Linked DNA regions of Mus musculus: all the other regions are linked to region 4. A link is a loop called in an ENCODE intact Hi-C map of the cell type or tissue named here. Cell type or tissue: heart. All regions are shown on one strand. Each heading gives the region's core, and the rest is flanking DNA. Links, peaks and the distances in the headings are about the cores only. Region 1 overlaps Sntb1 (syntrophin, basic 1). Region 2 overlaps Sntb1 (syntrophin, basic 1). Region 3 overlaps Sntb1 (syntrophin, basic 1). Region 4 holds the start of Sntb1 (syntrophin, basic 1). Region 5 overlaps Mtbp (Mdm2, transformed 3T3 cell double minute p53 binding protein). Region 6 has its middle 120 kb from the start of Gm46516. Region 7 has its middle 77 kb from the start of Mtbp.

Region 1 (4,318 bases), core at 247-4,246, 61 kb after region 4:
GTATTCTGAGGGAGTGGGGGTAGATCTGTTGACTGCAGATGAGTCACTTCCAGTGTTGGAAGAAGGTCAAGAAAGATGATAACTTACATGTGTCTCCTTGTGCAGACATGTTTTCTGTCTGATGGCCACCAACGAGCTTTCTTGCCTAAATAAACCTGGTGGCTTCTTGAGGGCACACAGATAACTACTCCTCAATTTAATTTTTAGTATAAGAGGTCTACCTGTCTTTGCTCAAGAATTAAATTAATCAGATGTGTTTCCTAATAAAATTAGAGGGAAGAAGATAAAAGCAAATACATGATTCTTTTCCCATCACTTTGGCTTCCTGTTTGAAGGATTCGCTAGTCAGAAAAAAAAAAAAAGAAAGAAGTGTTTTCTTTTAAAATGAAATTTAAGATGACATTTAGAGACAGGTGTGGTGGCCTTTAATCCTAGCACTTGGGAGGCAGAGGTAGATCTCTGTTTGAGGCCAGCCTGGTCCACAGAGTGAGTTCCAGGCCAGCCAGGGCTACACAGAGAAACCCTGTCTTGCAAAAACCAAAACAAACCAACAACTCCAACAAAGCACATGCAGCTGCAAAGGGCAGGTACCAGGGATGCAGAGATAGGAGGATAGTTCAGGCATGGCGACGATCCAGTCTAGCCAAGCTGATGAACCCTGGGTTCAGCGAGATACCAAGTCTCTAAAAGAGGTAGAAGGTAGGTGAAGACATGCAACATCAACCTCTAATGTCTGTCTACACCTACACAAGATACATGCTGACCTGCCTGCATGCCAACGAATACATAATTATGTATGTAGATATATGTGACATCACATACACAAGGGGCCATGACATTTTTTGATATTAAATTCTTGGTGCCAAAACAAATGTCCTCCACACTGTGTGATTCATGGTTTATCAACAGCTTTATCAGGTTCCTGATCACCTGTCAATAGAGCAACGGGAACACTCAAGGATGCCCTCCTCCTTTCAAAGTACCTCAGACCGCAGACCCAATATTGGTTATTTAATGCTTTATCTATAGATCTAAGGAGGCCTTGCCTTGTCAGGAGATCCGTAATTACTATTTCTGCTGATGCTGCAGATCAAATTCCATTTGTTAGGCTTCCAACCTTCATTACTCTATTAACCCCAGGTATCCTCCCTAACCACCATCTCTCCTTCAGTCTTCCATTCACATGGTTGTTTATTCTGGTCTACAACACTGGTATCTGTTAATAAAGATGCTGCTGACCAAGTATCAGGTGCACCCATCAAGAAACCAAGAAGCAGGCGTTGATCTTGTTTTTTTTGTAATTAACTCAATTCTCCATGCAATTACCAGGCTCCAGATGGTAATGAAGCACAGGCAGCCAGGCTGTAAGATGTGTATCCTGCAACCTAGCTTCATTGGTACTACCAAACATGCTTTGTCTCTACTAATCAGTTTCCCTGAGGATCAATGAGCAGAAATACCCAGAAAGAACTTCTACTTCTTTGGTCTAGTCACCAGTTTATACCTCACGAATATCAGACACAGCTTACCAATCATTCAAAGAGAAAGTGAACCTATTAATTTGTATTGTGATTTAAAAAAAAATGGGATCGCCAAAGATATCCAATTAACAAGTGGCCATGTTAGGAACATTGTACATATCACCCGTCTTGCAAGAGCAGCTGAGGCAATGATAGTGACCCAGGGAAGAGTGTTCAGACACCTTTTTCTTTTTAGTTCCATTTTTCTCAAGACTGGACTGTACACAAGAATTTCGAGATTTATATATACAAAACTATGCAAGACAATTCAAGAAGTTTCTCACTAGCAGTGATGGTCCTTCATAGATTTACCTCATATGTTAGAGCAAAATGCTAGCTGCCACCACTGTGCATCTAATGGGTCTCGGTCTTTGTCAGTAGAGTAATTCTGTAATTTGTTTTTTACAAACTCCTGAAAGTTTCCAGAAGTCTGATTCGTGATATCTGACTATAAAACAAGAGTAACCCTGAAAAGCATCATAGTCATTTTATCTTAAACTGCTTTAAAGAGTGTGTGCACATGAGTGCTTGTGTGTCCTGTAGCAGACATGAAGTGGATGAGAGGGGACTGAATATAGAACACGTTGTCCTGCTATGCTAAGCTTTCTCTCCTTTTGCATGCGGTATGAAGACACAGCCCTGTTGCTTCCGCCCTGCTTTTCTGGGGCTCTGAGGAGAAGCAACATCCTTTCTCTGCAGCCGCCACCTTCCTCCTCTGCATTGCTCTGCAATTGTTCTTAGGGGAAGTGGAAGCCTCTTTAATGACTTCCGCAGGACCTCAGCAGAACTTCCTGTAGCCCTGCTCCTATCCCACTTTACACTGTTGTGACTGTCCTCTGCACACTTGGGGAATATCTGTACATTCTCTCTTCCTGGTTAATTTTTGAAATAAGGATGAAATTTGCATTTGGCTGATTCATGGACCTCCTTCCTGACACCCACATGGTATACGTTGCTCTCTCTCACCTTCCCTTCTGCAAGGTCCACCGAGGGCCACAGCTTTGTGTTCAGAATTTGGTGGTGTGCTTGGCGTGGCCGCTGCCAAGACTTGGAGTTTTCTATTTCTTAGGATAGGAAGGAAATCCATTCTTCCAGACTGCGAAGATACCATAGGAAGGTCCAGAAAAGAAAAGGTTGCTGATATGCTACCCATAAGGCTTGAAATAATTAACCAGTGGCTCGACATTGGAGAATCTCTGCCCTTAACTGTGCAAAGTCATCCAATATAGGAGCTGTGTAGCTGGGGGTCAGGAATCTTGGGGGACTGGTCTATCAATCAGTCCTCCTGTATTCAAATTGGATGTGTCCTCTAGGTTCCAGCACAAATGACCCAACCACTTTCCACCATAGCTTACTCTGCATTTAAGCCAGGACTGGTCCACATTCCCTGACATTCTATGAAGATCTGCTTTCATTGCTTTTCCAGCCAATGGAACACAAAACCCCAGAGATGCAGGAAACTGTTTGCAACAGGGGCTGTTTTCTACCTCTGAATGCTGGCACTTAAAGCCACAGGCTATAAATTGGCAGGTGATGGAAGGGTCAAGGACCAATGTGCTCTGGGCTTCATCTTGTCTACACACACACACACACACACACACACACACACACACACATATATATATATATATATATTCACTTCCTTCCTCCAGGCTTCCTCATGCCTCTTCCATTAAAGAGCTTAAACACCCTGCCTGTGGCAAAACAGATTATAGAAAGGAAGCAGGCAGCTGCCTTCCTGTTGAATTTCTCTTAGGGCCATTGGCTGATTTCCCCTGGGAAAAGATTGGTTACCCCTGGTGGCTGGGGCTGTGCAGAATTGCATGCTGCTTCCTCGTGCCAGCTCTGGCACGTCTGTCAACTCCGAGGTCTGAATAAGTCACAGGGCATTTGTGATCTCTCCCCTCCACCCATAAAAGAGGAGTGATAGCAAGGGCTCACCATCTGGGCAGAAGGCAAAATTTTTAAGAAGAATTAGGAAGCACTCTGCAAGCCCAAGTGCTTTGTAAATATTTAATACTTAGTAGCTGAGGTAAATGTCAGGAGGGTGTGGAACCCAACATTCGTCTTTTTGTTATGACAACTTTTTAGATGTGTTCCGTTCCCGAGTCCAAACACTGGAGGCCCAGAACCTGTCTGATGTATTCTCCTTTTATTTTTCTTTCTTCACTATGCCCAAATATTTCCTGTCCAACATCAAAGTCCACTCTAACTCCCCCACAAATAGTAGTTTTAGCTCCTTAGTTTCCCCAGCATGCCACTAAGTAATCTACCACGGGCCTCTAAAATTTAGAGTCTACATGCTTGTGAAGAAAAACTTAGGCTTCTTGGGGAAAACCCTTTTTAGATAAAAGAAAATCTTTGTGTTTAAGCTGGTCTGTGTGATTCTGTTCCAGAAAACCTCCCCCTTTGCCTCCTCCCTCCCCCTGCCCTGCCTGTACAATGTCAGCTTTCAGGAAGGCCCCTCTTTTTAGAAAGGAGGATCATTCTTAACAGGTGGGCTTAGGTAATTTGCTTTCAACTCCCCAACCATGTTAGTGCTTGTAATGACTGGAAATGTGCATCTGCTACTGAGAGGAAGACTTGCAGATGGGCAGGAAAGGGCCAGATAAACTGAGTGTAGAAGTGAGAGCAAAGGAGATTGTTTCAAACATACTTTGATACAGTGCATGGAATTTTCAACATATATCTTTATGTATACATAGATATATGTATACATATAATGTATAGGTGGAGATATATAACTATATGTAGAGATTCAGATATATATAGATATAGAAATTTATATAGATATATCC
Region 2 (4,318 bases), core at 200-4,199, 110 kb after region 4:
GAAAGCTGGACCCTGGCATCTGGCATCCATTTTCTTATACTTCCACAATAATGGCTTTCCTTCCACCCCAATTTTCAGCTAAGTGGCCAAAGGTACTCATAATAAGGAATTGCTTTTTCATCTAGATGTGGTTGTGTTTAAGTTTTAGTCAGTACATTGTAAACAAAAATGGTTCGGCGGTGTCTAGAAGGTGGAGTTAAAGGAAGGGTGGTGTGTATATTGGTTGTTTCAGTTAGCACATGTGGAGTCACCTGGACGTCATAATGGGGAATGGTCTGAAATGGGTGGGCAGTGAGCATGCCTGTGAGAGACTTTCTTGGTTTTGTGCACTGCGATGAGAAGAGCCACACTGAAGATGGGCGTCACCGTTTCATGGGCTCGCCCTGACACTGAAGGAAGAGCTGCGATTCAGTTGACCATTGGCATGCATGCTTCCATCCAGTTCCTCTTCTCCTGACTGTGCATGTGATGCAGCCAGCTGCTTTATGCTCCCACTGCTTCAACTTAACTGCAACAGTGAGCCAAATAACTTCTCCTTTAAGTTGATTTTTGCCAGGCGGTTTTTATCACAGCAACAGGAAAAGAAACTAAGATACAAGTTATTCTTTTTCCATTTTCCTTTTGTCTTCATGGGATGTGGGTCTCAATAGATAGAACTCAGGCATCTGTTTTAAATTATCAGGAGGTATGGTAAAAAAAAAAAATGCAATGAAGAAGACGGCAGAATCCAGAGTTCTTGGCACTTTGGGAAGCAGAGTAGCCCCACTAAATCTTTTATTCAATTCCAAACTTGCTAGATTCATAATAGTCTTTTCTATTCAATTCATTCATCTGGGGTACCTGGCCCAGACAAGTTCAGACTTAGGTAACACCTTCCTTTCTTTTCGTTAGACCATACTTACTTGATTATGTGTAATGGTTTTAGAATAAAAAAGAACCAGGGAAAGCTTTCGCATGTTCTTTGTCCTTGTCAGGGCCACTACTGTGTCTCCTCCAAAGGTCTCTATACCATTCTTACTCTCCACATAGGGGTCCTTGGTCTCAGGCCTCAATGAGGGATTGAAGAGGACTCAAGTACTTAGCCATCGTGTAGAAATTCTGTGGCCTCAGGTACCTTGGATTGCCCTTACTTCCTCTGGTGAGAAATCATGGACTGCTAGCAAAATCCAGTGGCCTTCTCTTATATTAGTTTTACAGAAGAATATGTTGTTTCTTTCCATGCTTACCAAACAGAAGCAAGATCTAAGGGCTGTGGATGGAGCTCCGTATAGAACATTTGCCTACCATGGATGAGACCCTGTGCTACATTCCCAGCACAGAGGAACATTAATAATAGAAAGTGTTTTATGTTTCTGTTGTTGAAGCAGGATTTCTGAACAAAGGCTATGGGGGTGGTGCACGCAAGCCTTTGAGTATTATGAATGTAGGGGCCATGCATGTGTGCGAAGGTCAGTAGACAGCTTTGGGTGTTGGTCTTGGCTGAGCTAGGGGTCTCTTCTTCTCCGCCACTGCATAATACCAGGCTATCTGGCCTTGCAACTTTCTCCACTCCACCTTGCACTCATTTCTTTCTTTGGTTGGAACATTTGTCTGCCAGAGATATCAGGATTTATTTAGGAACTTTGTTGACACTCGTATGCAATACTAGTAAAATCCAGAGGTGCCAGCTGAACGGCTCTGGGGAGGCACATACACAAAGGGAAAGGGGAACTGTTAAGCCAACTCAATGGGTAAGGAAGAAATTGCACATGACTTCTATTCAGTTTGAGGTTGAAGCTGTCAGGTCTGGTCTTGTTTGACAAAACCAAGGCAAGATCTCTAGACCTTGTGGCTCTGCACATTTCCATATGGAAAATTCTTATTCTCAGCCAATTGATTCCCACTCTACTCTTCTGGTTCTACAGTTTATCCTTCATTTCTCTTAATTTTCTATTTTTGGTTGTGTACCTACCCTTTAGCATCTGATCTATCTTTCTGGTCCTATATTTCTTAATCTGTAGTCAACATTTAGCATCGTTTTTAAAAGATTGTGCTCCATTGTAATTTTTTAACGTTTTCATTTCTTATTGTGTGTATGTATGTACGTGCCTGTATAGAGGTAAATGTATGTGATTCCATGTATCTATGTAGGACAGAGTTATCGAATCACCCTGGAACTGGAGCTATAGACAGTATCCAGGCATGGACACTGGGAATGGAATGTAGGTGATCTGTAGAATGCACTTATCCACTGAGCCATCTTCTCTGTGTAATTCATTATTCACTATTTCCTCCTGATGTGTGTGTCTCTAATGTAGCTTTAATTTGTGGACTACTTATCTTGTTGCTACTATTGTTATATTATTACTATTATTATTATTATTATCATTATCAATTATAATACTAGACATCTTATTTGAATTTAACTAGTTAGGTCACTTCTTTAACTGTTCTCTGGAAAACTCTTTCAAACTTCTGTTTATTTTTCCACCCTCTTTTAAGTTTTAAGTACATATAGCTGTTGCTACCATCAATTGCTTATACTCGGGTATCTTGTTTCCTAGTGTGCCACATTTTCTTTGATTTTTTGAACCAGCTCATTGCCTTTGGAAACGGTCCTCAGCACTCTTTGCAGCCTAGGATGAAATTGTTTTCTTCCATAAAGAATAATCCTTTGATACTGTTGGGAAGCTAGAGACCTGTGCACTGTGGTACCTCCTTAAACCAGGCTTAAAATTTAACACAAATCTCCTTGTCACCTGCTCCTCCAAGCTTCCTCTCTTCTGGACTTTGAATATCTTCCAATCAGGATAATTCTGTATCATTCACAGGCTGCACAATCCTTTGTATGTAAAAATAAACTGATAAATGTTGGTGAATGAGCAAAAATTTAGATCATCATAGTTACTTATTACTGTATTCTCTCTGTCTTTATATTCTACTGGCTGGTTAAGAGCATCACTCTACATTAAATATTATTCCCAAGAAGGCAAACGTTCCTCAAGGCCTTGCTGTGCTATCTTTTCTATGTAAATTACTCTAATTATGTACCATATAAGAAGTGGGTACTTGGCAAGTATTTGCTTTTAGGCTAAGATTTTTATATGTTATCAGCTCTGCCCCACAAGTGGACTAAGCCACATATTTCTAGAATTTTTCATGCTTAAGCAGGATATTTAGAATATTGCTTGGATTATCAATGACGGTAATCCTTTGTGCCTTCAAAAATGTTAGGCCTATGTTTAATATATTTTTCTTTAGGCAGTTAAGTCTCATTTCCAGGAATTCTCTCTACAACTGGCCAGTGATTGGACCACTGTATTGCTCACTGATAATCATTATTGCTACTATCTAAAATAAAATCCAAACTTCTCAACTTTTGTGCATCTTTCATCTACGTGGCATAGCCAGATATCATGAAAGAGCATCTCTGGATAAACAAAGTAACGCTCTATCAATTGCTAGCCATGTGACCCCCTACATGACAAACTTCTAAGCATGAATGATTGATGTATATATGAACACTGACCTATGTGTTTGGTAGAAGTAGGAAAATCTTACAAAGGTTTTCTGAAAATGATAACTATATTTTTATATTTTATTGCCTATGGGCACATGGACTCAATGAAGGAATGGTAGCCTAGATATTTTTGTCTACAGACCCTGGATTCCCTAACAAATATAAAGTGAGTCCTTAAATAGTAATTGTGAAGATTAACTATAGGACAATGTGTAAGTAACCTGGTTCAATATTCTGCTCATGATTGAGTGCATTACAAATGTTTTTTCTTATCCTTCTTGCAAACCAACACCAAATTTTTCTCTGCTATGGAATTGTGATCAGAGTTACAAATCAGGGTGTGTTATATAAAAGGACAGTCATGATCCTTCTGTTTCTTAACATGATGTTCATGTTTTAAGGCTGAGTTCAAATGCCATTTACCCACATAGCATTCTTGAGTCTCCCTCTGAAGCCATCACTCTCATCTCCAGCCAGATTGAATGATTTGAATGATAAGAATCCATTCCAAAAACAAAAACAAAACAAAACAAAACAAAACAAAACAAAAACCTCTATCCCAACTGCTACCAGAATATCCTATATCCCAGTAAGTGTAATTCGACAACAAAGCCACACAATTTTACTGTCTGCAGAAATAGGGAAATGAGTCACTTTTTTATTTTTTAAATTAGCGTAATTAGGGTATTAAATACCATATAGACAAAGTCTATAGATTTAGTACATTCTTTAGCTCCATCATCTTCCCACCTTCTTGTGACCTCCAGTCCTCCCTTGTGACTCCTCCATCTTTTTTTCTCTTCTGTATTCCATGTGAGC
Region 3 (4,318 bases), core at 219-4,218, 200 kb after region 4:
TTCTCTTCATTCTCTTGATAACATCATCTCATGGCCTGCTTCAAGCTGGAAAACATCATTCTGTAGTCCAATAAAGATAAAATGTAGGAAAACGTATGAGAAATTGACAGAACAATAGACACACAGAGAATGTCTAATGATATGCTTTTGACGTGAGATGATAGATTGAAAAACACAAGCTCTCGCTTATCTCTGGCGATTCTGTTGGCTGTTTCACTGTAAGGAACTTCCTGCTTCCCGTGCCTCCAGCTGGAGCTATGATCATCTGGAGGGTCTGACACCCAAGATGTACACAAACATCACTGATGATTAGTACTGGTGCTCCGCTGGGAACTTAACCTGGGGCTGGCAATAATGGCACCTGGCTCTCCATGGGCCCTTTGTTTTGTCTAAGCTTCCCTTTTTAGAGCAGTTGGATCCCAGCTAAGGGACTTTTAAGTCCCCAGTAACTGAAGTTGCATATGGTCTTGAAGCCCTAGCATCATGACTACCATACTCTCTTTGTCAAAAAGCATCATGGGCCCAGACAATGCAGGTCCTTCCTCTTGATGGACTTGCAGTCATCCTCTCATCCACAAAGAAAACAGGTGAAGGGAGAAAGAAAAGGTGAATTGCAACATCCCAGCAGAATTTTAGGGAACTACAACTTGGTGGTGTTTTTTATGTGTTTCTTCTTGCTCCTTTGTATCTCCTGATTTTACTAATAAGCAACCGCTGTTCTTTAAAAAGTATAATGTGTGCATGCGCCATTAGTAAAGATTGATGAATTATAACAAACTCTAAATAGCCATGTAACTAGGCTCCAGATCAATAAAGGGAAGATTAATTAGCTGCACAAAAAGATCCTCTTCAATAGCTGTTATTCGTACAAAGAGGAAAAAGAATTATGTTTAAAGTGAAGTGGCTCTCATTTTTAAAAGAGCACCGAACTATTTGACTCATCTCTTCATATCTAAAACATCATCTTTGACACACAGAGAAACAATAAGCCTCTAACTACCCCTCAAGTTACAGATTTCAGGACTAAAGTGCCTAATCGCCAAAAAAGGAACCGAAGCAGGTCTCCCCCTCAGTGGCCATTCGAACGCTGGTGAACCAGAAAATTGTCTTCATCCTCCCCAGAGCTTTGATCACTGTAAAAGTGACAGTTAACTTCTCACATTGGATTTGAGTGAGAACATAAATAAATATAAAATTTATGTTTACAGCACAACCATCAAACAACAAACACACACACACAAAAAAAAAAAAGCTTCGTGATTCCTGAGCGTACAGTGTCATCTTGTATGTCTCACTAGTTTAGGGGCAAGAGCAAGATTCAAATGCGCTCGAACCACCCAGCTCACAGTTACCATGTATTATGTATATGGTTTGTTATGAACTTTTAATGTTTGTTTCTGGTTTGAAGTGGCAGTAGTTAAAGAATCAAGTATCAAAACCTGCTCTCACGTCCGGCCTAAGCCTTGGATTAAGGTTTCCTCACAGCTGGCTCCTTTGCAAGCTACCTTGAAACAGGACTCACACTGTCGCTTTCCCTGGTCAGATTGTACTTAACAACTGTGGAATCCTGAATAATGTCTCACAGGGCTATTCAGGTCAATACCCTGTAAGTGGTACATTCTAAGGAGAAAAGCCTTTGCATATATAATTACCTGATGCATATATGATTTGCAGATATGATTCAACTGATGAGAAAATGCTGGGTTCTTTTGGTAGGTTCTAAGTGCAGTTACATATTTGTGGGATATGTTATCAGTATAGATAAAATGTGGGTCTCACCCATGTTAGGCAATTAGTGAGCTCCATTACTAAACCATATGTAAGAAGACAAAAGGTGACATCACATGAAAGAGAAGAAGGCACAAGGTGGAAGCCGAGGTTAAGGTAGTGCTATACCTTTGACTAGAAATCCAGAAAAAAAAAGCCAAGAAAATAATTCTCCCCTAGGACTTTCAGATACCTTAACTTACTAGCAGCACTAATTTTGGGCTTAATGTTGTAGATACACACAGATAAATACATACAAAGAAGTAGGCATACACACTCATCCGAAAGTCAGTCTAGTTGGAAGCAAACAGTGACTGACATAGTAGTGACCTGAGTCTTCAGTCCTGAACAAGGACTAAGGATCGTTGCATCAGAGGACAAGGTCTCTCTAAGGCCCTGGACCTTTAGTTCGATATCTGCTTCAATCTTAAAACTTACTGTCATGTTAAAATAGTCCTGACATAAAAGTAATTATTCTCCATGTATGGATTTGTGGGATTAAGTACATTCAATTGCCATCATCCATGACCCAGTAACAAGACATTGTATTGAGGTAGAGCGCTGGCTCCATGGATAAGAGCACTAAATGCACTTCCAGGGGGACCAACTCAGATTCAATTTCTAGCAGCTACTTAGTGGCTCACGGCATCTGTAACTCTAGTCCTAGGTGAGGCCCTCTTCTGGCCTCTATTGGCACTGCACCTATATAGTCCACAGACATATACAGGCAAAATGCACACACATACACACAGGTGCATGCATGCATGCGCACACACATACATATATATATATGTAAACTTTTTAGCAGCCATACCACACAGCATTAGCAGACTGAGGACACCCAGAGGCCACATGCTGCCATGTGGCACAAGCAGGCTGCAGACACACATAAGGCCACCTGTAGTCACCACACATTATGTGGGCACAGGCTATCACCCAAAGGCCACATGGCCAGCCGGCAACAGGAGCCACTACCATGTGCAAGTATGTGGTAGACAGATGGGAAAGAAAGAGAAGCAAGAAAGTTTGAACATTGTGAAGAGAGGTGGAAGTGGAGACATGAGGATAGAAAGGAATAGCTTCTTGTGGGTAGCCAGCCCTGCCACCTGAGGCTATGGTGAAGTCCCAGCCTGTGCTGTTGCTGAGGGCCATGTCTGGGTCTGTGGCCATGCAGCAGCATCAGTCTGTGTCAATGTCTGTGGCCCATATTACCACTAAAGGCCATGTGGACTTCCCTGGTCTGGGGGATCACAGAGATATCAAGAGCTGGACAGATCTGGCCTACCCCTCACTCTCTGCAGCAGTCTGGAGAGCTGCCTTGACATATTCCCTGCTGCATCACTTGGGAGAGCTGGCTGTGCACCTCCTCTGAGCTGCACAGTAGAGCTGGCCCTAGTGGCAGTGGGCTTGAGCCGCCTCAAAAGCATGAACACAGGAGAGCTGAACCAACCGATCCTCTGCTGTGAGGTAGAATGGGTGTGAGGCTGAAGCCCTCTGTCCCCTTGTCTCTCATCATCACTGGCAGTTGGGAGAGCTAGCCTAAGAGTCCTCACCAGCTGCAGTACTCAGGAGAGTGGACCCTGCACCTCATCTGGACAGCGTAGTAGAGCTGGCCCTGGTGGTATGTTGCTAGTGAGCCAGGTATGAGGTCCTGAGAGTGAGAGACCTTGTCCCTTATTGACCTTGAGTGAAGTAGCAGAGGAAGGGAGGGCGGTGGCAGTGCTGAAGAGCTTGACCTGGTGGTACTTGCATAGGATAGCTAGCTGGCTGACCAACTCAACTCAGCTACCATCCAGGCACAGATTCAAGGCTTTGAGTTGGCATACCCCAAATCTACCTCACCTTTGAATTGTTCAAGCATGTGAAGGGGCCAGTCCTACAGATTCAAAGCTGCAGGATCTCCATGACACAGGGCAACAACAGGATTAATAAGGGGAGTCCAGGTATGGATCCAGTATTGATAGTGTAGCGGAAGCCAGAGGCCTCAAACCAGACCAGTGACTCACTGTAATAAACACTTGCAAGTGAACATGTGTGGACAAAAGGATGTACCATGGGACACACTGTGACATACTGCACAACAAGGTGTTCTCTATACTTTGGGTTTTTTTTTTTAAGTCTTCTTTAGGGGAGGGAGGTTGCAGGGGAGAATGGAGAGATGAGTAGGATTGGGGTTCATGATGTGAAACTGACAAAGAATCAATAAAAAGTAGAGAGAGAAAAAAAAGAAGTATTAGAACCAAATATTTTATTTCCAAGCTGTTACCAATAGGCCAGGTAGGAGGCGGCAATCCTAAAACTGGTTCTGCCTAGCCTGAAGACTGAAGCTGTACATAGCATAGCAGCCTAGTTACTTAACAAGAGAAATGTCCTGAGGTTGAAGCTTCATGTGTATTATGATAAAACAGCATCTTTTCTCATCTACCAAGTAGGGATATTAGCAATGTCTACATTTAAAAAAATAATTTTTTAAACCATAGGCACCTTATAACCATTGCTAGAGAATTTGAAGAGCTAACCAACAAGAATCAATTAAAATGATGCTTCTGTT
Region 4 (4,318 bases), core at 131-4,130:
TCTGTGTCTCTCTGTCTCTCTCTCTCTCTGTCTCTCTCTCTCTCTCTCTCAGGTTTCTTTCCAACAGTGGTGCCAGCTGTGTTAGTTCCCTGGCTAACCCAGTCCAACAGGAAGGACTGAAGAACTTCCTGGGCTCCTGTCCCTGTTGTGGGCAGGTTTACATGAAAAAAAAAATGAAGATTTTTTTTTTTTTGAAGTATAGAAAGTTAAAACTTACAGGAGCAGGACAGTGGCACACCCTGTGTGAGCTGTAGTGACTTCAGTTTCTCAAGAAAGTCTCAAGTATTTTCATTGAGTTCTGTAATCCCTGTCAGGGACTTCACGGGGATTCCTGAGAGTTTTTAAGTATCCTTGATTAAGTAAGTCTGGAAAGAACTAGAGCTGTTTGCTGCAAATACCCATCACAGTGGGGTGATGACATGCATGTTACAGAAGACCCTCTTCCTACTGGCATCTTATCAGGAGCTTCACCTTCCAGAATTAACAGATTCTGCTTTTTATTTTGTCATCTGGAGAAAGGAGAGGGCACAGCAGGAAGACCAGTAAGTCTTAACACAGTTTAAGTGAACTGTGTGGGACCTGCTTAGCAGAACTCTGGGATGTTCAGCCATGGCTTGGGTTACAGTTAAGGTGGCATTTCCTGATTGGCCTAGGAACGGAACCAAGAGTTACAATGCCATCACCTTGGGACAGAGCAGCTTAAGAGCCAAACAAGCAGTTTTCAGGGAACTTGGAGAACAAACCTATTCTTAGCTTTTAAAGAAGACATTTCCTATATGGAATCTAAGAACAAAGGAGGGAGCCCTGAGAAGCGTTTGGGCTGGCACGGGGATGGGGTTGGGGGAAGTATGGAGCAATGCAAAGAGCAGACACTGAGTTAGACACTGTGTCCTGAAGATGAGGCAGACAGTGCCCCGTTGAAATTCAGGGTAGGTACTGAAAGAAAGCCCTCTTGTCTTCAAACTCCCCCAAAAGATGCCTTGCATTGACTTAGAGGATAGGAGTACGTGGCTTGATGAGGCTTCATTCTATGTTCTTGTGACAGTTTTCCCCTGACTTCTGGCACAGCCTAGGATCTCTCTCTCTCTCTCTCTCTCTCTCTCTCTCTCTCTCTCTCTCTCTCCCTCTCCCTCTCCCTCTCCCTCTCCCTCTCCCTCCTCTCTCTCTCTCTCTCTCTCTCTCTCTCTCTCTCTCTCTCTCTCTCTGTAGTTTCCTTCCCAGAGTCCTGGGATGGGGGTGGAGGGAGACTGAGTTGAGGCAGCGAAGGTCTGGTTTGAGGAAGACTTGGATCTTCAAACACCTGCGGGAGGAGAGAGGGGAGTTGACTCAAGAGGATAGAGTGAGCGCACCTACTAAAGGTGAGTGTGGAAACCCGTCGAAAATAGAGGGTTGAGAAGAAAAGGGGGTGGCGGCGGGGTTGGGGTAGTGGTTTGTGACCCGGTAGGTTTGGGGGAGCTGCGGCAAGGTGCGGCTGAGAACTGAGGCACCCGGGTCTGAGCCAGCGCGACGTGGGAGTGTGACGCTGCAGTGGCGAACAGGTGAGCGGCTGGGGCTCCGGGTCCCCGCCCTTGCCTCCTCCTACCGATTCTCTACAGCACTTGGCCGCTCCGCAGCTCCTAGGCTCCTCTCGGTTTGGGGTTTTGCAACTGGCAGCTGGCTTTTTTCCCTCCTCCCCTGTCGAGGGCTCTCCGTCTTCTTTTAGGTTGCTCCACCCCGCCCAGGATCAGGCGAGGGGGAACAAGCTCCGCCGCTGCAACTGGCGCCCGGCGCAGCCGCGAACACGGGGAGTGGAGTCCGGGGTCTGAGCGCGCGCTGCCAGGCATCTGCTTCTTCCGTGCCTCGGTTACCCTGAGTCCTCCCATCCTCACCCCTTCTCTACTTTTCCCCCGTTTGCAATCACATGGCATTTTAAGAATGCTGGAAAGATGGCGGTAGCGGCAGCGGCTGTGGCTGCGCCGGCTGGCGGTGGAGGCGCCCGGGCGCAGCGGAGCGGACTGCTGGAAGTTTTGGTGCGGGATCGCTGGCATAAAGTTCTGGTGAACTTGAGCGAGGACGCCCTGGTGTTGAGCTGCGAGGAGGGCGCTGCGGCGTACAACGGCATAGGGGCTGCCACCAATGGTTCGTTCTGCAGGGGCTCCGGGACCGGGCACCCGGTCCCCGGTGTCGCTCAAGCCCCGGACTCTCCCGCCGGGGTCCGCACCGCCTTCACCGACCTCCCGGAGCAGGTACCTGAGTCCATCTCAAACCAGAAGAGGGGCGTGAAGGTGCTGAAGCAGGAGCTGGGCGGGCTGGGCATTAGCATCAAAGGGGGCAAGGAAAACAAGATGCCCATACTCATCAGCAAGATCTTCAAGGGGCTGGCAGCGGATCAGACCCAAGCCCTGTATGTGGGCGATGCCATCCTGTCGGTGAACGGAGCAGACCTGCGGGACGCCACCCACGACGAGGCAGTGCAGGCATTGAAGCGCGCAGGCAAGGAAGTGCTGCTGGAAGGTAAGGGGTTAACCCTGCGCCGGCCTTATCCCGCAGTTCCACTTACTCTTCTGCGCGTCAGCACACTCACACTCACCAGCCACTTGCCCCAAAGCCCTAGAACCCCACAGTGCCTGTGTTTTGCAAAAGCAGTGGCACGACTTTCTTTTTTGACAACTTTTACTACCTGGGGGCAAACTCATCTTCACTTTGGCCCTGACCCAGGGCGCTGTACTAAAACACTGGAGTGCCTGGGTTTTCCTGGCTTGGATGAAGTGCTTTAGTGCACTGGTGTCGGAAGTTTCATACTTATCGGTACACGTGGTTTCATATTTTTATCTGCGGACAATCCAAATGTAATTTGGAGTCTGGGAAATGGACCGGGAAATGGAGAGTGGACGGAATTTGCATCTGCCCACATTGTAAAGCAGGGCCACTGACTCTAGGCAGCTCTAGTACTTTTCTACTTTGGCAAAAATTTTCACAGCCTAGGCAATCCAGCTGTGAAGACCTGAGAGGTAATAAATAAATAAATAAATAAATAAACAAATAAATAAATAAATAAAAATAAAAGCCAGAGAGAGGTGGCAGTATTTGAATGCTAAAACTCAGCCACCCGTTCCTGCTTCCCTTCCCTCCAGCACCAGAGAGAGTCCATGAGGCTGTGCAGCTTTGAGTAGTGCCAAAGGCTGGGAAAGATGTTGCCAATGTAGGCACAAGTTCACTTCCACTGCAGGGTGTTCAGCCGGTCAGTCCGGATTCCAGGTTCCCCTGGGTGGAGAGCTGGTGAAGTGTTTTCTTTTTTCTGCTGGTGTCTCCTGGAGAAGTGTGAAATCCACTCTGCATTTGTAAACAGATTTCCCTGCCCATGAATATGAAGAACTTTCGAAACGCTCTCTGAAAATCTGGTGTCTTCAACTCTATAATCATCCAATGGGTATAGACTAGGAAGTACCAGTTTGGATGTGGCAATATGGGGGTGGGGGTGGGGGACTCTGAGCGTTTCCTTTGCCCCAGCTCTGGTTTTCTGTCTTTGTAACTCTTAGTACACACTTTGGCTGGCACTCACACTGCGTGATAATTTCATCGATTTTTCTCAGCTTCTTCCTAACTACAGATTGAGTTGTTCAGAGATCCTTTATTTGGATAGGGGGCTCTCCGGAGCTTGTATCCCTCAGTGACATGCATGCAGGTTGAGGGAGTAAATTAACTCAGCTACTGAGACACTATTCCAACCTAGACTTTATAACGTGGTGGTGATTGACTTAAGCCCTTAAACTAAAATGTAATCAGTTCCCTGTTCACCCAACTGTCGTGCTGATGTGTGACTCTGGGAAGCCAACTTGCTTGGCATGTGACAGCAGATGAAAACTACTGGCAATATGTGTCTGCCTCCTAACCTGGAACACAAAGGGGCTTTTCTTTTTTTTAATTTTATTTTATTTTGATTTGTCTAGAAGATTTGTGATGTCTTCATATTTAATTCACTGCCCCCGAATCCAGAACCTAGAAGGCTATTTGGTTTGGCTTGATGATTAACATAAGTAAAGAGGAGAAAAATTCTTGATCAAGAATGTGTTGGTTTGGGTGACAAGGGACAGGTGGGATCTTGTGAGAGTGTAGCTTGGACTATAAACTTCTGGGTGCCTGCTCAGTTTGTAATCAATACTGAAAATGCAGATGGAAGGGGTGACAAATAATCATATTTTACTTCAGGCATGTCCTTTACTACATCCCTTCTTCCTGTCTCTGAATATTTCATGAATTTAATGAATAATAACTTGCCAAGGACATTAAGAAACAACCTGGAGTTGAAAATGATCTTAGAAAAAGGAGTGTGTGTGTG
Region 5 (4,318 bases), core at 166-4,165, 340 kb after region 4:
AACAAATTAAATTAGCACCATTAGACTCTGAGAAAGGAGGTTTTACTTCACACCAGTTTAAATGACATGAAATTACAAACTTATTGAAAGACCAGAAAATAAAATGAAAACCAAACAAAAATTTGATAACCAAAGGCATTTAATTAGACAAAAATAGCAACTGTATAAAATTTTAGTGCATATTTTTGAACTAATACATTTCACTGAAAGAAATCTGATGGGCTGAAGGGTAACTTTTTATGTACAAGGCTTTGGGTTCAATCCTTAGGTGAAAAGGTTGCAAAAATGTTTATTTGTGAATACGTTGTTATTTTCTTTTTCATTTTTTAAATTCACACATGAATATGCATTTCTAATGCATGTGGAAGGCAAAAGAGAGCACTAGAGTTCTCAGAAATGGAGTTAGAGATGGCTGGGAGCTGCCATGTGAGTGACAGGAACTGAACCCAGGCCCTCTGCAAGAGCAACCAGGGCCCTTACCACTGAGCCATCTCACAAAGCCTTCATTACTTTCTATACCGGACTCTGTAGTAAACTTGGCTGTAAATACCAGCTCCGTGAACGTAAGAATTGTAGTTGTGCCATCCTGTATCACTATCTAGCTTTACACACCACTGTATATTCAGTTCCCAGGACAGTGCATGACATACTACACAGATAGCAAAGAAACGTACAGCAAATAAGTGGGATTCAATAATGACACATTCATTAAAAAATGCAAAAGTATTTATGAATACCAAACTGTACTGAATTTTGCCAATAACTATTTGAGTAATACAAAGCAAAGCTACTCGGACCAAAAAAAAAAAGTGTTTAAGGGTAATATCGTATAGTATTTTATAAAATATGCTTCCTGTTTTAGGAAGAAAAAGTGGTTTCTATTTTAAAACTGCTGATCCAAGAGCTTCACCCTACTACAGGGCATTCCATTTGGTGATGTGTACGCTATCGGCACCATAAAGGAGTGTCATCCTGACAATCTCCTTTAAAAAGCAATTTGTCCTTGAGTTCCAGGACTGGGATTCTACTGAAGATGCTGAATCCATCACTCACGCATCAAAAGTAGGAAATACAAATGATCTAAAACAGTTATTGTATTACCAGGAGCGGGAAGCTTGTCTGATAACTGATGCAAATTTTCTGCTGATTCTTCATATAGGCTACAATGAAAGAATACAGTTAGAGGAAAAATGCCCTATACAAATATACATATAAATATGCATAATTATGCCTCTATATCATATAATCATAATAGGCAATAGTGATCTATGTGCTACAGTCACACATGCTAGACACATTACCTTATTTGACTTAGCTGACAAACCCAGGCACCATTAAGATTAGTATTTTTCCTTTAAATAAATGTCCCAAAACCATGTACCTATTATGTGTGAAAGCCCTATTTCAACCTGCAAGTACAAGCTCTTACCCACATGTAAAACACAAACAGAACCAACGATAATAATAACGGGAACAAAGACCCCAACTTATATTTTATATATTCAACATAAATAACAGACCAAACACTTTTCTACTCTCCCAAACAAGCCAGCAGCAGGTTTTAATAATAAAGGACACTGCTCTTCTCTGAGTTAGTTAAGGCTTCCCTGAGAATATGACATTTTCCCAGATTCCTAAAAACCTACATATTTTATTCAGATAGTGAAATTCTATTCTTAAAAGAAGTTCGTATACAGGATAAAAGTATTTAAATCCTTCCGCATAAGGTGACACTGTCTGAAACAAAAGCCGAAAGCATGTTAGGCTCACTATTGTTTCCAGGCTCCCTCTTGTGGAAATAAGGTGGCGCCACATTATTTTTTCACAGTGGTAAAACAGGAATCAATAAGGTCTTTTTAAGGCTCAGTGAAGGTGTCTGAGAAAGTACCTAAAAGAATTTCCTCACTTGGTGAATGAGGAAACAAAAGACTAGATGAGCTAATTCCCTGGCTTTGCCTCACACAGTCAACAGTACTTTCTAACTCCTACTAGTCCACAGTTCTTCCCACTGCTTCCTGCATTAACCAACACAATGTGAAACCAGTAAGAAGAGATTCTTAAAGCCTATACAATGAATACTAAAACAAAACAAAAGCATTTCCTGTCACATGACAAACGCTAAAAGGAAAGACTTTAACAATGAGCCAGAAATGGAATGTCTTAGGAAGAAAGAGGTTATCACAACTTAGTGTCGGGATCATCTTCCATTCTAACAAGATTCAAGAGACTTACAAGTGACGTCAACTGATATTCCTCAGAAACTCTGTAGACTACAAAAAGTATCAGAAATGTTGAAGAGGCATATAAATTGGGGGGTGGGGGGGAGTCCCACATTTCAGTCTCAGAGGCCAAAAACACAGTGTGCTTTCAATTTGAGTGTTATCTGCTAGCATTAAATAACTCCCCTAGTCAAGACAACACAGGATCAGGCAGAATTTATCTTCAAAAAAATGATAAGCCATTACCAACAGCACTCTACAGTTGTGTGAACTTAAATGTTTTCAGGTATCAATTAGATGAGAGGTCTAACCTGCCCATTGTCTTCCAAAACTGAAGTATTGGCCATTGCAGTTGATTAAAAATCCCCTACTATAGTTGCTAAAATATCCAATCTTTTCCCTCCTGTCTCAAAACAACAGGGTACTGTTAAACATCTGCAAGGCAGTATAGGCATAGAAGCATACTCAGCCAAGGGTAAGGATTCCCTGCTATTACTGTCATCTTCTTCAAAACACTCAACAGCACTCTGACATTCTTCTATATTTGCTTGAAGAACATCTTCGATTTTATCTTTTTCAGCATCAAAATGTATCTCTTGCCAATCAGAACTACAAAACTAATAGAAAATGATGGTAAGTAATGGAGTCACGTCATCATTTATAGCACAGACATTTCCTAATAGCTATTGCAAAACCAACAAATCAAAAGGCGGCATTAAACAGAGTGGATTCGTGAAATTCTTTAGAGTAGGTAATGCGTTCACTAACAGCTATTACCTGGTAAAATCCGCATATTGCTTGCACCGCAAAGAACCACTTCCTGGAATGAGGTGTGCCACCCACTGAACAAGCTTGAAAACAAATCACACTTATTAGAAGAAAGGCAGACAATGAAAAAGCAGTCAGTGTAACGATTACTATTTAGAGAATTGTATAATTCTTTAACATAGTCTATAGTTTTCCAAGTTATAAATCTCTTGCAAAAATCCAACCTGCTTTAAAAAATTATTAGCTTGCATTAATTCAAACTCCATATTTTTTAATCATTTAAGATCTACTATAAAGATGTTTTAAGAAAATATGGCTACTCAATTATGCCTGGGTGACACAAAACCAGTAGGCCACTAAGTAAAACCAATTCCTTCTCCAAAGATCATGCAGGCATGGTTCTACCTGGTCACAGGCAAATGGAAAATTACCTGGAAAATGCAATACCATAAAATAAACTAGAGAAAGAGAGACACAGAGAGAGAGAGTGAGTGAACTCAAAGGTCACCTTGAAGCATATCTCAGAGGAGCCAAACGAAATTGAGAGCTTTGGAGAGAAACCAGACTCGAGGCTCCAAAGGAAGAGTGAACCGTGAGTTTAACTTGTGGGAGCAAGGTAAGGGGCTGAGTGTCAACTGAAACTTTTCTTCCACTGAGCTCAGCAAAATCATGTTTCCTTACTGGGAACCACTGAGTATTAGTCCCTGTGGGAAATGGACCTTCTTGTTAGGTCTTCCTTCGCTCCTTCCTGCCAACAGGCAAGAGGTACTGACCTTCCTCTCCAAGGCTACTCCTCAAAATGATCCCAGCCCAGGCACTCCAAGCCACCCCCCTCACTATTGAAAACCGCAAACCTATTCCTCAAAGCAGTACTTCCCAATGGAGTCCTAGCTGCTCGTGTTCAAAGACTGCAAATCCCTTTCGTCACTCTTTATAGCCCCCCTGAAAATGCTGCCTACCTGTGGTGGTCCCTTCCTCATTAGCTTTGTTACACCCTTCAAAGGCATGTTAGTGGATTTTTCGTTCCACACATGCCACTGAAATTGTACTCGAAGTCGCTAATAACTGACTTTTTACGACCTTATTAATTTTTAGCTTTGTTAATATTTAATCTCTCAGCATAAATCAGAGAAGACTCAATGGTGACTGCTGTGAGTGTGTGGCTACTTTCCCCTTACATCAGTTGGATCTGTGGCACTAATTCTGGCATCTCTTAAAAATGATGTTCCTTGAATACTTGGATTCTTGAGATTTGTTTGTTTTATTTTGTTTTGTTTTTTTGTCTTCCCATCATCTGTAAACAATCTCCTCTATCGCACGGTTTCCACCTA
Region 6 (4,318 bases), core at 182-4,181, 140 kb before region 4:
ACACCTCTGCAGTCTGATCACGGAGGCTCATAGTCCACAGACGAGCCTCTGGTACCTGATCGGCACCTCTGATGGATGGCACTCTTTCTGTCACAAGGGACCATTAAGCTAAAAGCAAATGCCCTCCCTCACCATGAGACGGCCTGGTCAGGCACATGGCTTCATGCAGCTTAGGGTGAAGTTAGTGGCTATGCTGTCACTGGCCTGATTCCTAGACTGCTTGGATTACCACCCAAACTCCGCTCTCCTGAAAAGTACCTATTCTGGAAAGTGTAGGTCTGGGGAGCCACCTGCTTATTTTTATGTTCTAATTATTCTACTGTGGTCAAAGATCTTAATCTTCCTGTTATCAATTACTGGGCCTTACGAAATCCATTTTTATAAGCTTGTAAAGAATGCTTAGAAAGTATTGGGTTCTGTGTGTTAATTGTGTGTATAAATCTCGTTTTTTTTCTTTTTAATTGTTGATCACTGTCTTTTTAAAATGTATTGAGGTAAATTTCTTAAAATATCTTATAATGAGAGTAGAATTATGAATTTGTCCTTTGTAGTACTGGGCTCTTGCTTTCTTCTTTGCAAAGCTACATTATTAAATTTGTAAAATACCCCTGAGTATTACATACTTTTACTTTGTCAGCATTTACCAGGGTCAAACTTCTCAGATTTTAGTTTATTATTTCATTTTTTTACCTAATGTTAATAATGCTAAATTATCTTTAGTTTTAATATTAATTTCTTGGTGTGTTTTTTACTCAGGCCATTTTACAGAAACTAACCGTACTGTTTTGCGACTTGGATATGTCTTTTACAGTGAACATATAAGTGGACTTTTTCTGGAATAAAGGTATATTCATTCAACAATTAACGGTGAGTGTATCTTATCATCTGAGGCTGCAGCTAGTTGTCCTGGGGATTCCCTATAATCTCTAAGGAGGCCCACAGACTCACCTGATTTAACCTGGATTTCTTTCCTTATCCAGAAACTGACCAGGACCTACAGTAGTGTGGACTTTTCTGAACTTTCTTCTCCATCTTCCTTGATATCATCTATTATTTGTACTTTGATTTCATTTTTAGGTACAAGGTTTTAGTAATTACTTATTCTGTTGAATCAGCAAATTTTTCAATTAGAATCGCCTCATCTTGTTTGTAAAGATAAGTTTAATTAATGCTAGGTCATTTCATCCATAAAAGCTTCTTAAATGAATATACATAAACTACAACGGAGACATGGAGACAGAAGGCCTAAATGACTCCCCTCCTTCTGAAGTAGCTTCTATGTCCCCCAGTATACCTCCTGAACTGTGGCAGGAGTCTCCAGTGTCATGACACAGGCAAGCCACATACTAAACCTGGGGAGTCCCCCCGGAGAGTGGTAGCCAAGCTCAGGTAGGACAGCCAAGAAGCACAAGCTGTAGCTGCCTACTAATCAAAGAAGTTGTAATTGTTTTAAAATATGTTAGGTCATTTCATTAAAAATTAACGTTAACTGTTGGCCTGAATCCAGAAGAGTGGGAAAATGCACTGTAGGGTGATAGTCCTAACACTTTACCCAGAGGTTCTCATGACTCTGTCCTAAGATCAAGAAAATCCCTATGGCTTAGAGACTTTGAGCCACTGGGTACACAGACAGAAACTGAATAAAGACCACTTTCCTCAAATAATGATGAGTTTAGTACAACCCAACACTTACAGTAATCGTTCAGATGGGACAAATCTTTACCATCCTCTAAAACCTGCCGCAAAGGGCCATGGGATTCTCTGCTGTAACACAGAAGAACTGCGAAGGTTATTCCACTGGCTTTCGTGGGTATTAATCCTACCCTGTTTAGTCTCTTCAGCTGGTAGGAGCCCTTTGGGGGCACGTTAAGATAGCACAAACGCACAGCCCTTCTCAAGAATATATATCACATACATATATTTTCACCACTAAAGTCTTATCATATGATCCGCCCTCTCTGAAGTAAGTCTGTTCTACCTGTGGGACCATTGGTATTCAGGGAAACAAACACCAAACACCCTAGGGCTTCACTTTGTCCGGTGTTACCACCTGGTGCCAATAGATGGCAGCAATACCAAGGGACTGCGTAGCCATGGCCGCGGGGAATGTTTTGTGTTACCTTTTCAGTCTAGGTTGTTTTGGTTTTAAGGGCTCAGATCTGTGCCCAGGAAAACATGGTGGTGGGTAGATAAACAGCCTGGAAAATCCTCTCTATTGTCTCACTTCATGTCTTCTCCCACTGTTTCCTGCCAGAGAACTGCTTTCTGGGGTCAAAATTCCCTCTAGGCAGAGTGTGAGGAAATACTAATACATTGCCATCTTCTGTCGGTCTAACACTAGAGTTTGATTGTTCTAATGATACAAGAAGGATAAAAACCTACTGGAGCAAAGAGTCTGTGTCACGTGGTTTGTGCGAGCATATTTGAAGGCGCCTTGGACAATACGATCCCTCTCCCCCTCCCCCTCCCTTCCCCCCCTCTCCCTCTCCCCCCACCCCCCCCCCCTCTCTCTCTCTCTCATATTTTTTTTCTAACTTTAGCCCAGATTGCTTCATTCAGGAGGACTTAAAATTGCTCACCTTACATAAACTCAAGGATAACGCACAAAAGGGAAGAAAGGGGGATTCCCATTGATGAGATTTGAACTAGATAAAATATCTGAAGACTTTCCTGGGAGAAGAAGAAAAATAAAAGGAAAAAGGAAAAAACAGTGGGTTGTCCTAAAGGAACCAACTTCCACTGAGCTGGGTAGAGTTCTCTTGACCAATAGTCGGCTCTGGTTGACTAATGAGAACAGAAAGGACATGATAACACAGCTGCCACAGAAGCAGAGACACAAACCCCACTGCCCTGTCTTCTTCATCAGTAATCAAGATGGTTTCTGAAGCAGAAGGAAGTTCTTCAAGGAACTGGTAGGCCTTGACAATGAAGTCCTTATCTTGACGTGGGCAATAGGGGTATTTCTGGTACTTTTGAGTATAATCTAATATTAGCCAAAATAGCTACCCGTCAAAGACAATGCTGCTAAGCATAGCTTCCCTTTTATTATTTTTGCATTCATTTTACCCAAATTCTGTTTTCTCACCTCAAGTGACCCCTCAAAGAATGCTCTATAGGAACCGAAAAGCCCAGTCTGAATCAGACCTACCTTGTTTCATGTATCGTTTTGTGTTTGTAATAAGCTTAGCCCAGATACTGTGTCTCTTTAACTCTAGGCCTGCCATTGTGTGTTGTTAGTAGACCAGAGTTCAGAGCTCGCTCACTATCACGCAAAATACATTTAATAATCATGGTATACAATCTGATAAGCAAGCCATCTTTCAAATGGACCCGAGTGTCCTCCAAAATGCACTTTTCCCTCTGGACTGTTCAGCTCAGGATCCACTGAGCTCATTGGTGTCAGTCTCCCCTGTCCTTGGGGGTTCATAGTACTTCCCCTTGGCCTTCTGCCATGCACGTGTTCCTCTGTCCTGAAAAGAAAATGGAAATTTTGGGCCATAGAACGTTTCAAATAATAGGTGCACTGATGCTATACTGTCAAATAATTTATTCTTCTGTGACCATGCACAATTAATACAAACGTGTGATTAGAGTACAGAGTTTATTCTCTGTGTAGGGAGGATCTGACCCCGTTTCAGTTGTATTTGTCTCAGGACTCCCATGATTCCAGCTCTCCCCACTTGCTGATGTTAGAACTGATCAGTGAGCAGGGAAAATGTTCATCTGATAAGCCTCCATGGTCAGGGTTCCTGTCACTCATTAGTTAGTGGTCCATGGATGATCATTGTCTAGGTCCAGCATCCTTTAGAATTAGCAAAGTGGAGACATTCTATGTCGTTCCTGCAAAATCTGTTAGCCAGAAGAATTTGAAGGAAGAGTTTCCCCCTCCTCAATTGAGTGATATAAAACAAAAGAAAAACAAATAAGCGGTACGATAAATGCTCTACTCTTTATTTTTTTTTTTTTTCCAAAGAGTAGGTTGCTGCCCAACACCCTCCCAAGGACCTTTGCTCTTTCCCATTTTCCATATTTGGTGCATTAAATGTTGGGGCTTCTTCTCTCCATCTCGAGCCAGTGGGGCTTCTTGAGGTTAACACATATTCTGATCATGATTTCACATTCATCACAAATATTTTCTGCCCCACCTATAGAATCTATCACTTTTCCAAGGAACCTGATTCCTTTCAGACAGAAACAAAATATAGACTTCATGTTCCCAGAACCCAGAGTTTCTTTCTCTCAGAACAGACACACTTACTGGTTTCCCCAAAAGACATACTGAGGAAATGTGTAATTTTTATAAAGAATAGCGCATGCT
Region 7 (4,318 bases), core at 162-4,161, 270 kb after region 4:
CAAAATCAAACTATATAATTATTATGAACTACCCAGACCAAGGTATTTAATGAATGGCATCAATGAAGTATGGAAATAATTTTTGGGTGTATCTTGAGTGTTTTTTTTTTCTAAATCTGCCTGTGTTATAGCCCCTATGAATGTCATGTACAATTGATATATAAACTGAATAAATATTTGTCTCAGATCTCCAATGCCTAGGCTTATAATTTTAAGTATATCGTGGGATGAACTGAGCGGATGGTGGCTTCGTGACAGTCTCAGAGGACTGTGTGGGTGTGAAGACAGGCCATGTCTCTTTCCCATCAAGACTGGTCTTAGAAGTGTTGGCAGGGTAAGTTAATACCACTAGCAACTCAGAGCCCATTTAAAACACAGTCAGCATTTTATGCAACACAGCAAGTGTTGACAGATTTCCCCAAAATATTAATGTTTATCCCCAAATTCTTAATTTGAGTATAGTTTCAGACAGCTTTTCATCTACAATTTGAGACTCTCATTTTTAACTAAAATGTGACCCCTGCACCAAGCTCAAAAGTACTTAAATTCTCTATTGTACTGTAGTTGGGTTTTGTTGCAATTTCTTGCAATAAATGTAATGGGCTGATATTCAGAAGTCATTGAACTAACTGAAACTTTAGCAGTACTGAGATTAGATTTAGAACCATAGAGTCTGGGGTTTATAAAGACCTAAAGGCTGTGAAGCATATTTCTGTGCAGTTTTCTCGAGTGCTACCACCTCCCTGCGCTAATAAGGGGTATGATTTGCTAGGAACATGGCAGTAGGATGCTGATGTTGCAAGCTGCATAGACACCAATTAAAACTTTTTTAAAGTTCATACCATCTAAGTTCATCTTAGACATACACTGTGTCCCAGGAGCTGCATGACGGGCCACACTGACCTTGTAGCATATGCCGCTGCACTCGGGAACTCTTCTTGAACACTTTGGCATTGTGCATCGAGCCTGAAATTGAAATTTCTCAGTATGAGGAGGACGCTTCTTATCTCACCAGGCAGACCCATTCATTTGCTGGCTGGCTAGAGGTGTTTGAAAGGTCTTGCATTCCTGGCACCAAGACTTCTATTTGCCTACCCTTCAGTCATGACCCCTGTTTTACCCTAGAAAACACTGGAAGTCCGATTTTTCTTCCACAGCAACATCCTATACACAGAGACAAGTCAAGGCTGACAACAACTAACAAATGTAAAACAAGTCAAAGAAAGCTTTTAATTGGACATTTTGGTAGGAAAAAAGAGACCAAGATTAAAGTCTTCTCAGATGTCTAGTACTAAAGGTCACAACCAGCCTGGGTAAAGCCACTAGTAAATGTATTTGGCAATAATTTGGAGAACACTTTGACAAACACCTAAAAATTTTAAAACATGTACCTTTTGACCATGAGCTAGGATTGCACAAGTACACAAGACCTGATGTAGATAGATCATCTTTGTAGTGTTTGCAACCAGCTGAAAGACGAGGTATATCAATACAGTATCCTTGTACACTAACAGCTGGCACATTGATAAGAATGTTCTCTGTCTGCGTTGGCATAGACAAAATCAGTAAAATTGCAGCAAGATTCAAATCTTCCCCAAGGTTCTCATGAAGAGCCAGAAGCACCATCCTAGATACAACAGCTGGTTCTGCTTGACCTAAAGGTTTCTGCTCAGAGCAAACCAGTTGTTTGCTTGACAACACTGCCCCCCTTAGCTCTATCCCTTCCCTGCTAGGCAACCAGAAGATGCATACCTGGCTTTCTGTGTTCTTTCAGACTTGGATCAAAAGCCACTCAGTAGGGTATAAGTCCTGGCTTCCTAAAGAGTTGCTAAAAGAACTAGCCTGAATGTTGTGAGAATCCCTTCCCTGGGGAAGCATGAACAAAATATACCCTTCTTTCCCAGGTCCTAATAACCAACCAAAGTCTGATTCCACCAAGGTTTGACCCAGGAACAATGAACTTCTTGGACTTACGGAAGATTATTTGAGAAACTTCTTACAGGAATGATGCTGGAGAAATCTTCACTCAGCACGGATAATGACTGGCCCATAGCCACATCGGTGTTTCTTCCCATAGTGAACCTTTCCCTACCTATACGCTCTAGTATCTCCATATCCCAAGGCTACTTGCAATTAGGGCAGAATTGCATACAAATAGCAAGACGGTGCAAGGGGATTGGATTGAGGCTCAGGTGATGGTCCAATGATGCTCCCCGTATCCTTCTTATGACAGACTCTTGCAGGTAGGCATGGCTGAGCTGATGAGAAGGGGGGCTGTTTTGCTTAGAGGATAGCGCTTTAAAACACTGAGAGAAACAAAAACTGTGGTGAACTGAAATCTAAGAGGGCAAATTAAAGTTCACAGTATGGAGGGACTACTCAGTTCCTCTGTGATGCTTTCTATCTTCCTTTCAGGGTTCTTGACTGTGATAGTGCTAAAACATTCATCATCCATCTTGGGACAACCCATCTGACAAAGGATATCAGCCACTATCTCTTTGGTCCTTGCTTCAAGTTTTGTTTTCTAGTGAACATGATTCAGGAGCATTATTAATTTTACTCACAACATCGAACAGAAAACTGTTAAGAATAACTGGGCTATATATGGCAAGACACTGTCTCAAACACACACACACACACAAGAAATAAATAAAATAATTGGTGCAGATAGGGTGCTTGGGTCTGAGCATGGAGAAATAATAGAAACTTGGAGGAGATATTCCTGGTTGAAAAAGGATATCTGGAAGGGAACATTATAAAAATGTAATAGGCCCTACTGCAAATTATTGTTGAGAAATGGTTCTGAGGATCACGAGTATGACCTAAATCCCTTCAATGTTACACGAACTTCTTAAATGTGCACTTGAAAATTGTTTTTTAAGGGCTCTTTATATGGATAAAATTCTGAGAACTGTAAATATAATTTTTAGCCTGTTTACATAAAATTTTGAATAATAGAACTATTTGAAAATGTGACCATAAATCAGTTATTATTTTACCTACACCTCTAAATGACACTAAATTAATTTCACTCAGGGAAGCAAGTTTAATAGCTCATTAAAACAATTAAACCATGTCCACAGAGGGTGCAGCATCATATCTAAATGGTATCAGAAAAAGTAATGGAAACGTCTCCTCTGACATTATTACTATTATTATTATTATTACTATTATTGTTATTTTTAGCATCTAAGGCTCGATAGAGAGGACATTGATCAGTGTTACAGCAACAGCAAGGAGAGCAGGAGGTGGGGATTTGGGAAGACAGCAAGCTTGGCGAAGACAAAAGAAAGCCAGAAGAACTGATGTGAAATCAGACCATCTATAGCTTTTTGGCAGCTGGGTGAGGGCAAAGCATGGCAAACATAAACCCTTTCAGGATGACTCCAGTCTCAGGCAGGGACTGCCCTACTCTCATGCCTGGCCGGAAGGCTGCAATTCTCTCTTGCCTTGGACTGGAGCCTAGGAATGTTGAAAGAAAAGAAAGCCAGTTTTATTTTTAGCAACTTTTACTTACAATTCTTGGATGAATAAAGCTTATTTTTCTCACAAGAACCCAAAGGCAATGACCAAGAAAGACCTTCAATAATGCCTCATTAATTGTAGCTGTTCTGTTTTATAATCCTCATCTGTACAGCAGTGGAGGGTGGGGATAGGAGTTTCTTCTTCTACAAGCTTTCTGGGTCTTACAGGAAAGCAAAATAATTCAAGAGAAAGCCATTCCCTCTTTCTTCAGCTATAGTCTTGATAAGTGAAGTTTCTGCCACCTTCTTTCTCACAGTTCATTTGTAGAAGTGAATGAAACCCAAGGTTTGTCTACAATGAATCGCCTTACAACCCAGGGGCTTGGCACACCAAAAGGCATTAGTGTTCATTATTATGTGGCCTGATGAGGCTGGTCCATCCCTTCCACTATTGTTTAGATGCCTGGGCTCACTCATGTGTCTGTATTTGGGCGGGGCAGTACCCTGGGTGGGGAGTTCCTTAATGCTGCATATACCTGTCTGCAGCTGCTGCTGGCTATCACACAGGTACCTGGTTGTACTCCATCTGACCTCCCTCATGTGCTCAGGACTAGGCTTCAGGACTAGCAGAAGAGAAGTTATAAGGTCCTAAAATTCTAGGTTCCAGCTCACACTAATCATTGATATTTACTGGCTGCTTAGAAGCAGGGATTAGGGATATGAAAAACATCTATGTAGATGGAAGACCCAAGGCTTTGTGGAACTGTTTCATGTTCTGCATCCTTGCCTCCAGGTAAAGTCATTTTCATCTTTTTCTATAAACAAAACATATACAGGAAAAAGGCCAATGCAAC

Evidence for each region. Hi-C counts contacts between places; a loop is a spot of excess contacts. Peaks named below come from ENCODE experiments on the same cell type or tissue, not always from the same donor. Only the 100,000 strongest peaks of a DNase experiment are listed, where the experiment ranks them.
Region 1: a loop joins it to region 4, with 2.1 times the contacts of the local background. A loop is called at or near these places in 7 of 42 quality-filtered maps.
Region 2: it touches region 4 in a loop (2.2-fold over the local background); 4 of 42 quality-filtered maps call a loop at or near these places.
Region 3: a loop joins it to region 4, with 2.1 times the contacts of the local background. A loop is called at or near these places in 4 of 42 quality-filtered maps.
Region 5: a loop joins it to region 4, with 8 times the contacts of the local background. A loop is called at or near these places in 11 of 42 quality-filtered maps.
Region 6: a loop joins it to region 4, with 4 times the contacts of the local background. A loop is called at or near these places in 11 of 42 quality-filtered maps.
Region 7: it touches region 4 in a loop (2.0-fold over the local background); 9 of 42 quality-filtered maps call a loop at or near these places.

The regions. Positions count from the first base shown.
Region 1 is chr15:55,842,818-55,847,135 of GRCm38, reverse strand. The region is part of intron 1 of Sntb1 (syntrophin, basic 1); the gene reads left to right. Among named protein-coding and RNA genes, the nearest start is that of Sntb1, 62 kb to the left of the region's middle. In heart, for the core only: no CTCF peak of the experiment used is centred there; a DNase peak (open chromatin) is centred at 2,235.
Region 2 is chr15:55,795,404-55,799,721 of GRCm38, reverse strand. All of the region lies in intron 1 of Sntb1 (syntrophin, basic 1), which reads left to right. Among named protein-coding and RNA genes, the nearest start is that of Sntb1, 110 kb to the left of the region's middle. In heart, for the core only: no CTCF peak of the experiment used is centred there; no DNase peak of the experiment used is centred there.
Region 3 is chr15:55,704,985-55,709,302 of GRCm38, reverse strand. The region is part of intron 3 of Sntb1 (syntrophin, basic 1); the gene reads left to right. Among named protein-coding and RNA genes, the nearest start is that of Mtbp, 150 kb to the right of the region's middle. In heart, for the core only: a CTCF peak has its summit at 2,444 (motif pointing left); no DNase peak of the experiment used is centred there.
Region 4 is chr15:55,904,199-55,908,516 of GRCm38, reverse strand. Sntb1 (syntrophin, basic 1) reads left to right here and starts at 1,568. Exons shown (of 7, transcript NM_016667.3): 1 at 1,568-2,493. The coding sequence starts at 1,926. In heart, for the core only: CTCF peaks have their summits at 1,966 and 3,091; DNase peaks (open chromatin) are centred at 1,746, 2,226, 2,456 and 3,176; H3K4me3 peaks cover 3,094 bases; H3K27ac peaks cover 1,801 bases.
Region 5 is chr15:55,561,455-55,565,772 of GRCm38, reverse strand. It overlaps Mtbp (Mdm2, transformed 3T3 cell double minute p53 binding protein), which reads right to left. Exons shown (of 22, transcript NM_134092.3): 3 at 2,997-3,070; 4 at 2,685-2,836; 5 at 1,102-1,160. Among named protein-coding and RNA genes, the nearest start is that of Mtbp, 6.2 kb to the right of the region's middle. In heart, for the core only: a CTCF peak has its summit at 1,793 (motif pointing left); no DNase peak of the experiment used is centred there.
Region 6 is chr15:56,044,821-56,049,138 of GRCm38, reverse strand. No RefSeq gene overlaps it. Among named protein-coding and RNA genes, the nearest start is that of Gm46516, 120 kb to the right of the region's middle. In heart, for the core only: no CTCF peak of the experiment used is centred there; a DNase peak (open chromatin) is centred at 2,048; H3K4me3 peaks cover 518 bases; H3K27ac peaks cover 362 bases.
Region 7 is chr15:55,632,264-55,636,581 of GRCm38, reverse strand. It overlaps a transcript of Sntb1 not described here. Among named protein-coding and RNA genes, the nearest start is that of Mtbp, 77 kb to the right of the region's middle. In heart, for the core only: a CTCF peak has its summit at 1,707; no DNase peak of the experiment used is centred there.